Linked DNA regions of Homo sapiens: region 2 is linked to region 1. Evidence: chromatin loops called from intact Hi-C (ENCODE). Cell type or tissue: transverse colon. All regions are shown on one strand. Each heading gives the region's core, and the rest is flanking DNA. Links, peaks and the distances in the headings are about the cores only.

Region 1 (5,386 bases), core at 118-5,117:
ACTGTAACCTCCGCCTCCCGGGTTCAGGCAATTCTCCTGCGTCAGCCACCCAAGTAGCTGGGACTACAGGTGCAGGCTACCATGCCCAGCTAATTTTTGTATTTTTAGTTGAGACGGGGTTTCACCATGTTGGCCAGGCTGGTCTCGATCTCTTGACCTTGTGATCCACCCGCTTCGGCCTCCCAACGTGCTGGGATTACAGGCGTGAGCCACTGTGCCCGGCAATACTTAGACTCTTTAAAGGATCATTTAACTAGTATATTTATTAGGAGGCAGTAGAATGTATTGTGGTGATTAAGAGCTTGAATTTGGGCTGAAATTCTGGCTCTGCAACTTCCATGCAACCCCACGAAAGTCACTTAGCTACTTTATTCTTCAGCATTTTCAGCTATAAAATGGGGGTAATTATATTCCTACCTCATTGACTTATTGTTAAAAACTCAATGTTAAGTACTCAAATTCTTGCTAATATTTATTGGACAATTTGATTGATCAAGGCACAAAGTATATACAGAAAAGTAGATGAAGTTCACCCCATTAAAGAGTTTACTACAGTGTTGTTGAGGAAATACGCATGTGAGACACAACCAACTGCCTGGGAACTCAAAGTGAGACAGGTTTTATTAGAGTTCAGAGGAGAGAAAGATCACTCCTATGTAGGAGGCACACAGAATTAATAAAGCTAGAAGAAACAATAGAAAGGGAAAGATGTCTTAACTGGGAGGGAAGGACCATAAGAACAAAGGCTCAAAGCTACGTCCAACATATCTCTACTGCTTTGTTGAGTGGTTGACCAGTGAAGACTGCTGGTAGCAGGCAGATGGGTCCAGAATGTATAAAATGGACTGGATATAGAAGATCCTCCTCCTTTTTCTCTCTACTTATTTTTCCTCTAATGTGATGACTGCTACCTGCTCCCATGACATTTTGCTCAAATGGTCTTGAAACTCACAAGGATAAGAATGTCCCTCCAGTCTATACAAAAGGGAGAAACAGGATTGATAAGGAAGGAAGAACATGCTTATCTATAAATCCACAATCTGATGGAGGAACTATTCTGCAGAACATTTGGTGAGGTTAAAAGAAAAAGGAAAGCAGCCCATCATTTGATTGTTGTAGGAACCTTCTACTAGCCAAACAGATGGAGGCTGAGGCTGATCTGTTGATACTGGGCAAATGGCAAAACTGGAAAAGGCAATAGGAGGTGACCATCTCAGCTTCTGCTGGCTGAGTAATTGGGCTAAAAACAACCTAGTGCCTTTCGGCCTATTTTTGTCACTTTTCAGAATACAACAAATAAATTGCTATATTGGATTTAACACCAACCATTAAGAAAGAATGACTTTATGGCATGGAAGATGGAGGAGCCTTTGATGACAGTGGTCCTGATCTCTTGGAAGTTTTTTTTAACAAACTTTTTATATGAGAACATGTTTAGATTTAGAGCACTATTACAAATGTAGTGAGAGAATTCTTATATACCCCATACCAGTTTCCCCTATCTTTATCTTATATTAGTATATACATTTGCCACAATTCATTAACTAATTTTGATATACTACTGTTAATACTTTATTCAGATTTGCTGTTTTCCCCTAGTGTCTTTTTTTTTTTTTTTTTTTTTTTTTTTTGGTGGTTGTTCTTGTTCCAGGATCCCATCTGGAATACCACGTTATATTTGTCATTAGATTTGTCATGTCTACTTAGGCTCCTCTGGGTTATAAGTTGACCTCCTCTTGATCTCAGCTCACTGAAACCTCTGACTCCCGGGTTCAAGCTATTCTTGTGCCTTAGCCTCCCAAGTAGCTGGGATTACAGGCATGTGCTACCACGCCCAGCTAATGTTTTGTATTTTTAGTAGAGATGGCGTTTAGCCATGTTGGCCGAGCTGGTCTCGAACTCCTGGACTCAAGTGATCCGCTTGCCTCAGCCTCCCAAAGTGCTGGGATTACAGGCATGAGCCACTGTGCCCGGCCACAAATAGATATTTTAAATATGACAATAATACATGCTTTGGAGAAAGGTAAAGCAGGATAAGGGAGTAGGGGGTTCTGAGGTGGAATGATGGGACTGTTACTTATATACAGCAGTTGAAGAAAGCCCCATTGCTAAGGTGGCATTTGAGCAGAGACAGGGAGGAAGCAAGGGAATGAGCCATGCGCATACCACTAGGAAGAGTATTTCAGGCAGAGGGAGCAAACAGTGCAAAAGCCTGAAGCAGGAGTGGCTTGGAACACTCCAGGAACAGCAGGTTGGTCCATGAGCCTGGAGCAGGGTCAGCCAGGTAATGAGATGGAGTGAGTGAGGACAAACACAAATTTGGGCAGGTGGTGTCTGGGATGGAATCACGGAAAGCGCATGTGAGTGGCTGTCGTGGGAGCTGTGTACTGCTGTGGAGTTGGGCTATAGAGGTCCTTGTGGGGACTTGGTCTTTTTCTTTGAGGAGAGAGGAGCTATTGGAGGCTTTTGAGCAGAGGAATAGGGTCATCTGATTTCATATTTGAAAAGGACCACTCTGGTCACTCTGAATGTTGCAGAAGTAGAAAGACCAGTTAAAAAGTCTTTTACTCTACTAGTATATTTTATCTTAATCTATTAATCTTGATCTATTTGTATGCATATTTCACATGTAGTAATTGTGTACATACAGTTTTGCCATCTGTGTATTTTAACATTTTTTTTCTGTTGCTCTGTAGTCCTCAGGTTTATAACATTCAGTGGCTGCATAATAGTTTGTGTATTAGTCTCCTACTGCTGCTGTAAAAACTTACCACAAATGGAATGGCATAAAAGGATACAAATTTATTATCTCACAGTTCTGGAGGTCAGAGTCCTAAAATCAAGGTGTTGGCAGAGCTGCACTCCTTCTGGAGGCTCCAGGGAGAATCCATTTCCTTGCTTCTTCCATCTTTTAGAATCCACCCTCACTCCTTGACTCATGGCCTCTCACTCCATCTTTAAAGCCAGCAGCATCTTCAAACCTCACCTCTGCTTCAGTCACCACTTCTCCTATTCTGAACCTCCTGTCTCCCACTTCTACACACTTTTGTTATTACTTTGGGTGCATTTGGATAATCTCCCCATTTTGAGGCACTTAATTTAATTACATCTCGAAGATTCCTTTTACCATGTAAAGTAGTATATTCACAAGTTCTGGGGATTAGGATGTGGACATCTTTGGGGACATTATTCAGCCTACCACAGCTGATGTTTTGTAGTTTACTTAACCATTCCCATTGTTGAATACTTAGAAGGCATCCAGTTTGGGGCCATTTTGATATTCCTATACTTCCTATAATTATATACTTTGACCTTCTTTTCTTTCAGATTGTGTCTCTTAAGATAAATATCCAAGTTTAGGTTTCCTGGAACAAAGAGCATGAACATCTTATGTATTTGCTTCCAAATACAGTTAAATTATTGGTAAATATATAAGGATGTCAGTTTCCCTACAACGTCACCAGGTTTGCTTTCTGTCAATTAAAGGTGTGTTTCCAGTTTGTTACAAAATGACATTTTATTGGTGTGTTTATTTTATTTCCTTGCTGGCTAGGTTGAACCTTTTTGGAGTGTGCATGGCGGCATATGTCATTTGTATTTTGAGAATAGTGTTATGTTTATTTTGCTTTTTAGTTGTATCTGGAGCTAGAAGAATGGGGACAGGATTAGACTATTGCTTAAGTAAGGGCATAAGGCTAGCATGAATAGATGATGTATGCAGAACTATGTTGCTTTCAATTCTCCATCAAAGGAAGTGATTTCCAAAATTAAAAGGGTGTTACTAAAAGGGATTTGGATGACAATGAAAGAAAATCCAGGTAATTTGAATGCATTTACCTCTCTGGGGCACACTGGATTGTATCTCAGGGTTAGCAGGGTTGAAGGAGTTAGCAGGCATCATCTTTGAGCCATTGCTGGTGATTGTTGAGTGAACTTGGAGAGTGGCAGAGGTTCCAGAAGACCAGAGATATGCAAATGTTGTTCTATATAGCTTTTGACAAAGTTGAATTCCTAAAACTTTCAATGTGTGAAATGCACCCTTGCAAAATTTCTGAACTATCATCATATAAATTATTTAGGAGTCCAGAGAAGAGATTGCATTGATCCTTAGGAACCAGCATAAATCTACTAATGCGTAGTGACCAATTGTCACATTTTCTTTTATAAAAGGGGCTTCTATATTGGAAGATAATGCCAAAGACATCAAAGCATTTGACAAATATCTCTCACCGGTCTCCTTACGCACATAATAGAGAGATGTTGGAGGATGACAGAATAATGCAATAAATTCATAGCTGATTCTATTCATATGCCATAACATAGGTAATGACTGAGTGTTCGTCAGCCTAGAAAGAGGTTTCTAGTGGCAGGTATTTAGGGTTTTCTTGGCCCCAAACTGAAGCAGGATCCTTAGAACTTGGATAGAGATCTGAAAAATTCATATGTATGTGGCTGATGATGTAAACCTATAGAATAAATCTTCATAATATGAACTATGAAAATAGGCCAACACCAACTAGGTACATTTAACAGAAATAATGAGAACTTCTAAAATTGAGGTTGTATTTATAATTGAAACAACAGTTGATTTTCTTTATTTTTGGCCGTCTTGAATTTCACCAATTAAAAACAGTAACACTTGTATAGTGAAAATGACTTTTTAAGGTTAATTCATGTATGGTAGGAGAATGCTGGGTCCACCTACATATGGTTGCTATGAGAGCATGCTATAATAAAGAATTGCTGGACTGAGAGGAAAAGATGTGAGTACTGTTCCTGTCACCACCATAAACTAGTTGTCATCTTGGGCCAGCAGTTGGCATCACCTTCCTTGGATCTGCGTATTCTCATCTGAAAGCTGGAGATGACAAGGGGTGGGGTGAAGTTAGTCACTTTGCTCCATTCCGGCTGTCATGTGATATGAGGCAGTACAACTTGATTCTCATGTTCCTTGGCGAGTTTGGCCAAATTTCTAGACTTTTAAATGGACCCTTCCACATATTTCTAGCTTAAACAGACCCTTTCAGGCCCTCTCTGAGAAGGGGCCCCTTTTCTTTTAATCTGCAAGTTCCTTCAGATCACCCTTCTTCAGGATCATATTAAACTATCCACATTTTCAACGCTTCAATCCAAGTTTCAAACAGTGTACTTGAGCCCACTTTGATCTCAGGAAGGCCAACATTTTTTTTTTCTTCTTTTTGGGCTCAGGCCCATGCCTCAACATTTCTGGATGAGCCTATACCCTCTTCTTCACCGGCCAAAAAAGTTCTCCATGGCTTTACCATGGGGTCCAGCCTTCAGTTTCTTCATTCTCCGTCAGCCGACCCTGAACAATCCTGGCCACCGTTGGCATTTGATCATCGACTGTTTCTCTAGCTTCCTCCCC
Region 2 (5,386 bases), core at 326-5,325, 51 kb before region 1:
TGTACCAGAGCAGTGACTCCCAATTTCAAATTTTATGAAAATGCTTATTTGCTGCAGGCTGTTTTGTTGAGTCCAGTCTCAAATCTTTCTAGCTACAGATTTGTACTAATTTGCATGGATAGATTGTATCCTAGAAACAAAGCAAATCTATGATATTGTAGCTGCAATCATTTAATTTTCCATTCCAGAAAGCAGGTTGTAGATAATTTGGTTTTCTAGCAAATGCTTATTCTTTGTTAAATCAAGAGCTAAAACACCTATGAAGATTAAATCTTCAAAAGTGCAATTATACAAATGATGGAGAAGGAGCCATGTGATTCTTTGGTTTAACTTTTTAATAGTTCAGAAATTCCCCAGTGCAATTCATTTGAGCCAACACTTAGTCTAATACACAGGAAAAAATATGTATCAATAGGTGATACTTTCTCACAAGGAAATCAGCGATCCCATAGAATTCTCATAATTAGAAATTATCCTTCTTAGGGTTTAATAGAAGGTGGAATCAGAAATTCTCCACATAGAAATGCATCTACCAAGAATTCTAAGATTTTAAGAAATTGCAATTTAATGTTGGAACATGCACAGTGAACCTGTGTGTATAATTTTGACTTTCATTTACTCACAATACATATATTGAAATACTGCTTTCACCAGGCACTATCAGAGTTCAGGGCAAACTATAGCATGCAAGACTGATAACTCCATGCCTTTATGGAGCTCAGCCTGCTGCAAGGACAGCAACTCCAGAAACAAATAGAAAAACAAACAAAGATTGTTTTAATCTGTAATAAATGTTGTGATGGAAACAAGGGGCTAAGTAAGAGAATTACAGAGAAAGCTTATTTTAGTAAGGATGGTTGAAATGGAGCCTTTCTTAGGAGGTGACATTCTAATTAAAACATAAGAAGGAAGTAAACCCTGGAAAGAATGAGTGAAAAGATTCCAGGAAGTGGTAACAGCATATGTAAAACCCTGTTTGGCAATTCAAGAAACAGACCAGTGTGGATAAGATTTAGCCCATTGCAGGGACTGAGCAGGGTAATAGGAAAAGGGGGTCGTAGAGGGGAGATTGCTGAGAAATCATGGTAAAGATTTGAATGTTTCCCTAAATGCAATGGGGAGGGTTTACACGGGGAGGAATAGGGCTTAATGTTTTAAGAACTTTATCATTCACTGGGTGCGATGCTCATACCTGTAATCCCAGCACTTTGGGAGGCCAAGGTGGGCAGATCACTTGAGCTCAGGAATTCGAGACTAGCCTGGGCAACATGCTGAAACCCCACCTCTACAAAAAATACAAAAATTACCCGAGTGTGGTGGCATGCACCTGTGGTCCCAGCTACTCGACAGGATGAGGTGGGAAGATCTGGGAGCTTGGGAGATCAAGGCTGCAGTGAGCTGTGATCACACCACTGCACTCCAGCCTGGGAGACAGGCAAGACTCTGCTCAAAAGAAGAAAGAAGAGAAGGAGGAGGAAGAGGAGAAGAAGGAGGAGAAGGAGAAGGAGAAGAAGGAGGAGGAGGAGGAGGAGGAGAAGTTGTTATTTCAGAAGTTGTGTCTAATTGCTTCTCAGAGGAGAATGGATTGGAAGTAGGGCAAAAATGGAAGAAAATAGTTCAATTAGGGGGCTGTTACAGGAGTCCAGGCAAGAGATCATGATGGCCAAGACTGAGATGAAACAGTGGGAATATAGAGAAGAGAATGGCTTAAACAGATATTTTGGAGATGCAATTGATAGGACTTGTTGTGGAATAGATGTGTGGGAATGATGAAAGTGTAGAATCAAGGAATGAAGAGTGACTCCCAGAATTCTGTCTTAATTAGGATGGTTACTTAATTAATGGAAGGTGATGCCATTTATAGAGATGCAAAGTGACAAGAGACACGATGGGGAGCAGATTGCTCAAGCTGTGTTTGATCTATCTGTGTGACATCAAGGGGAGATGCTGAGAAGACGGTTGGTGGAGTGAGTCTGGAGTTCAGAGGGAAAGTAACTCTAGGAATGAAAATCCCCAACTTACATTTTTGGGCAAACAGAGTCCCTGGTGGAAAACTATTTATTTATTTATTTATTTATTTTTAACTTTTGAGATAGGGTCTCACTCTGTAATCCAGGCTGAAGTGCAGTGGAGTGATTATGGCTCACTGCAGCCTCAACCTCCTGGAATCCAGCGATCCTACCAGCTCAGCCTCCTGAGTAGCTGGGACTACAGGTGCGTGCCACCATGCTTAGTTAATATTGTTTGCTTTTTATAGAGTTGGGGTCCCGAACTCCTGGCTTCAAGCAATTTCTCCTGACTCAGCCTCCCAAAGTGCTGAGATTACAAGCATGATTCACTGCACCCAGCATCTGGTGAAAAATTTATTCCAAACTATGCTCTTTATGTGTCCCATTTGCAGAAGCAGTTTAGCTTTATAAAGAAAGTTTCCCCTGCCCAACTTTTAGAGCCACATGGAATCCCTTAGTCATGTTGACAATACCTGTAAGGATGAAAGGGGAGTCAGTCCATTATCAGAAACAAATGGCAATTGTATGTGGAATCCAGGCAATGGAATCAAGCATTTATTTTTCCCAACGTATCATCCTATCAGCTTGCCCAGTGTGTATCTAGAGTGGGTATTAGGACACCCTCTTCTCTCTGATCTTCATCTTTCTTCTTTTTCCCTCCTCATCACCTTTGTTTATTCCTCTCCATGAACCTGGCCCCATCCCAGAGGTCCAAAGTCTCTAAGCGTCATGTAGAGGCTTCTATTATGTATTTCTACACTGGTGCTTTGTCAACATTAGTGTGCACACAAATCACCTGTGGATTTCATTAAAATGCAGACTTTGATTCAGTAGGTCTGGGCTGGGGCCTGAGACTCCGCATTTCTAGTAAATTTCTAGGTGATGCTGAGGCTGCTGGTCCAGGGACCACATCTACAAATGGTAGCCACGTCTCAGAGCATAATTTTCATGGCTTATACCAATAGAAGTGTAATTTTAACTTATTTCTTTGTAGAAGTGAATAAATGGACCAGGCTAGGAAAGAAGGAATCAATATGAGAGAAGAAAATCTCATCCTGACACCTGTATTTGAGCCTCTTTTCTTCACATTTGGTCCTCAAAAAGGCGTTAGAATGAAAAATAATCTTTAGAATCTAAACTCCAAAAGATCACACACCTGATTAATAAAATGCTTTTCATAACTTGAAAGGTTATTTGAATGTGTCCATGTGGACCAGACCTGGGTTAAATGTTCACGCTGTCCAGATCCTGCAATGCATCATGGGCTGTAGGGGCAAGATTCTTTCCTCGCATGCCCCCAACTGGTGACAGGTGGTTATGAACCTAATTAGCAGCTAAGAGCACTAGGCACTGCTTTGAAACTTCTCATACCTTATATTGGTCAGATATTTACTCTTGTTCTTGACTAGTTTGGGTGGGAGATTCAGTCCATCAGAAAGAGAGCTTCCTCATTTCTGAACTGCTAAGTTGGGAAGGCTGCACCTCCATCAACCCAAGTAAGAGAGGCTCACCTTCAAAAGTGCATTGATGGGCCAGATGCAGTGGCTCACACCTGTAGTCCCAGCACTTTGGGAGGCCGAGGTGGGCTGGTCTCTTGAGGCTGGGAGTTCAAGACCAGCCTGGCCAACATGGTGAAACCCTGTCTCTACTAAAAATACAAAAATTAGCCATGCTTGGTGGCACATGCCTGTAATCCCAGCTACTACTTGGGAGGCTAAGGCACGTGAATCACTTGAGCCCAGAAGGCAGAGGTTGCAGTGAGCCAAGATCACACCATTGTACTCCAGCCTGGCCAACAGAGTGAGACTCTGTCAAAAACAAAAAAAGAAAAATGAAAAAAAGTACATTATTGGAATGGCTCTAACAGTCCTATAAACAAAATTTTGAGAAAGGAAATGGATTTTACAAGAATGCAGTTAGGGTTCTCTGTTACATTTAGTGACAAATATTGTTATTGTTTTCAGCATATAGCTTAGATAGTAGGTGCTAGCTGACTGGCTGGCTGAGTGAGTGAATAAACTTGGCATGAGTTGGGAGGCAGGCTGGTATCATCCAAGGCAGCTGTACTTTAGAGGCAGACAGGCTTTGCCACACTGGGATTCTCGGACCCTCTGCTTTTGCATCTGTAATGCCAGAACAATGATATCTCTCTGGGAGGGTGGACTGAAGATTGGAGATAATGCATGGAAGCATCTGGCTAACTAATTAGCATGGATAATTTGATTGCTTTTTGATGGATAATTGATGGATAATTTGATTGATTTTTATTATCATCATCTCAGGCTCCTTACTTGGCTCCTTGGGCTGTCATCCATCCCCTAAATCGCCCAATTGGGGCTTCATCCTGCCCCCTCCTGTCGCCATCTGGTCATTCATCTGCTAGGCTGAGTGGTTTCACTCATCACCACCAATCCCTGCCGACCCTTCACCCCAGCCTGCAAAGCCACTTCCATCCTTCAGACCCTCCAACTTCCCTACCATTCCTCCAAGTAATCCAGATTTTGGGATAGTTCCTTCCTGTCTAGCACTCTTTTGTCTTCTTTCTTTGCCTTCTCATCTCTCAACTATAGGTGATATTTGTGAGGTAGTAAAAATATAAAAATCAGCTGGATGTGGTGGCGCCTATAATCCCATCTACTCGGGAGGCTGAGGTGGGAGGATCACTTGAACCTAGGAGGCAGAGGTTGCAGTCAGTCAAGACCGTGCCACTGCACTGCAGCCTGGGTGACAGAATGAGACTCTGTTTGAAAACAACAACGACAACAACAACAAAAAAGAAAACAGAGGAACAAATTTGAGAACTCACGGTGCCTGATTTCAAGAATTACTATAAAGCCACAGAAATCAAGACAGTGTGATACTGAGAAAAATATAACATATAGATTAATAAAACAGAACAGAGAGCCCAGAAATTGACCCACACATAGGTGGTTACTTGATTTTTGACAAAGATACGAATGAGGTAGAAAAATAAGTCTTTCAATAAATGGTATTGGAACAACTGGACATTCATATGCTAAAAAAAGAGAACTTCAACTTATATCCTGTATTGTATAATACAAAATAGTTAACAGTTAACTAAAAATGCATCGTAGACTATCATAGGCCTAAATGCAAGAAGTTTCAACCATAAAAATTCTAGAAGATACCATAGAAAAAAAATGTGCAAAGATTTAAGCAAATACTTAAATCTTTGGCTTAAGCAAAGTTTTCTTAGATATGTCACTAGAAATATGATTTATAAAAGCACACACTGATAAATTTAGCTTTATAAAAATTTAAAATTTCTGCTCTGCAAAAGACACTTCAGAAAATGAAAAGACAAGCTACAGACTGGTGGAAAATATTTGCAAATATTTTCCTACATAAATGACTTG

The links. A loop is a pair of places that touch in the nucleus more often than their neighbours do. Peaks named below come from ENCODE experiments on the same cell type or tissue, not always from the same donor. Only the 100,000 strongest peaks of a DNase experiment are listed, where the experiment ranks them.
Region 2: it touches region 1 in a loop (11-fold over the local background); 2 of 110 quality-filtered maps call a loop at or near these places.

Annotation. Positions count from the first base shown.
Region 1 is chr9:68,733,714-68,739,099 of GRCh38, forward strand. All of the region lies in intron 1 of PIP5K1B (phosphatidylinositol-4-phosphate 5-kinase type 1 beta), which reads left to right. Among named protein-coding and RNA genes, the nearest start is that of PIP5K1B, 31 kb to the left of the region's middle. In transverse colon, for the core only: no CTCF peak of the experiment used is centred there; a DNase peak (open chromatin) is centred at 2,898; H3K27ac peaks cover 2,590 bases.
Region 2 is chr9:68,682,675-68,688,060 of GRCh38, forward strand. No RefSeq gene overlaps it. Among named protein-coding and RNA genes, the nearest start is that of PIP5K1B, 20 kb to the right of the region's middle. In transverse colon, for the core only: a CTCF peak has its summit at 3,293; a DNase peak (open chromatin) is centred at 3,287.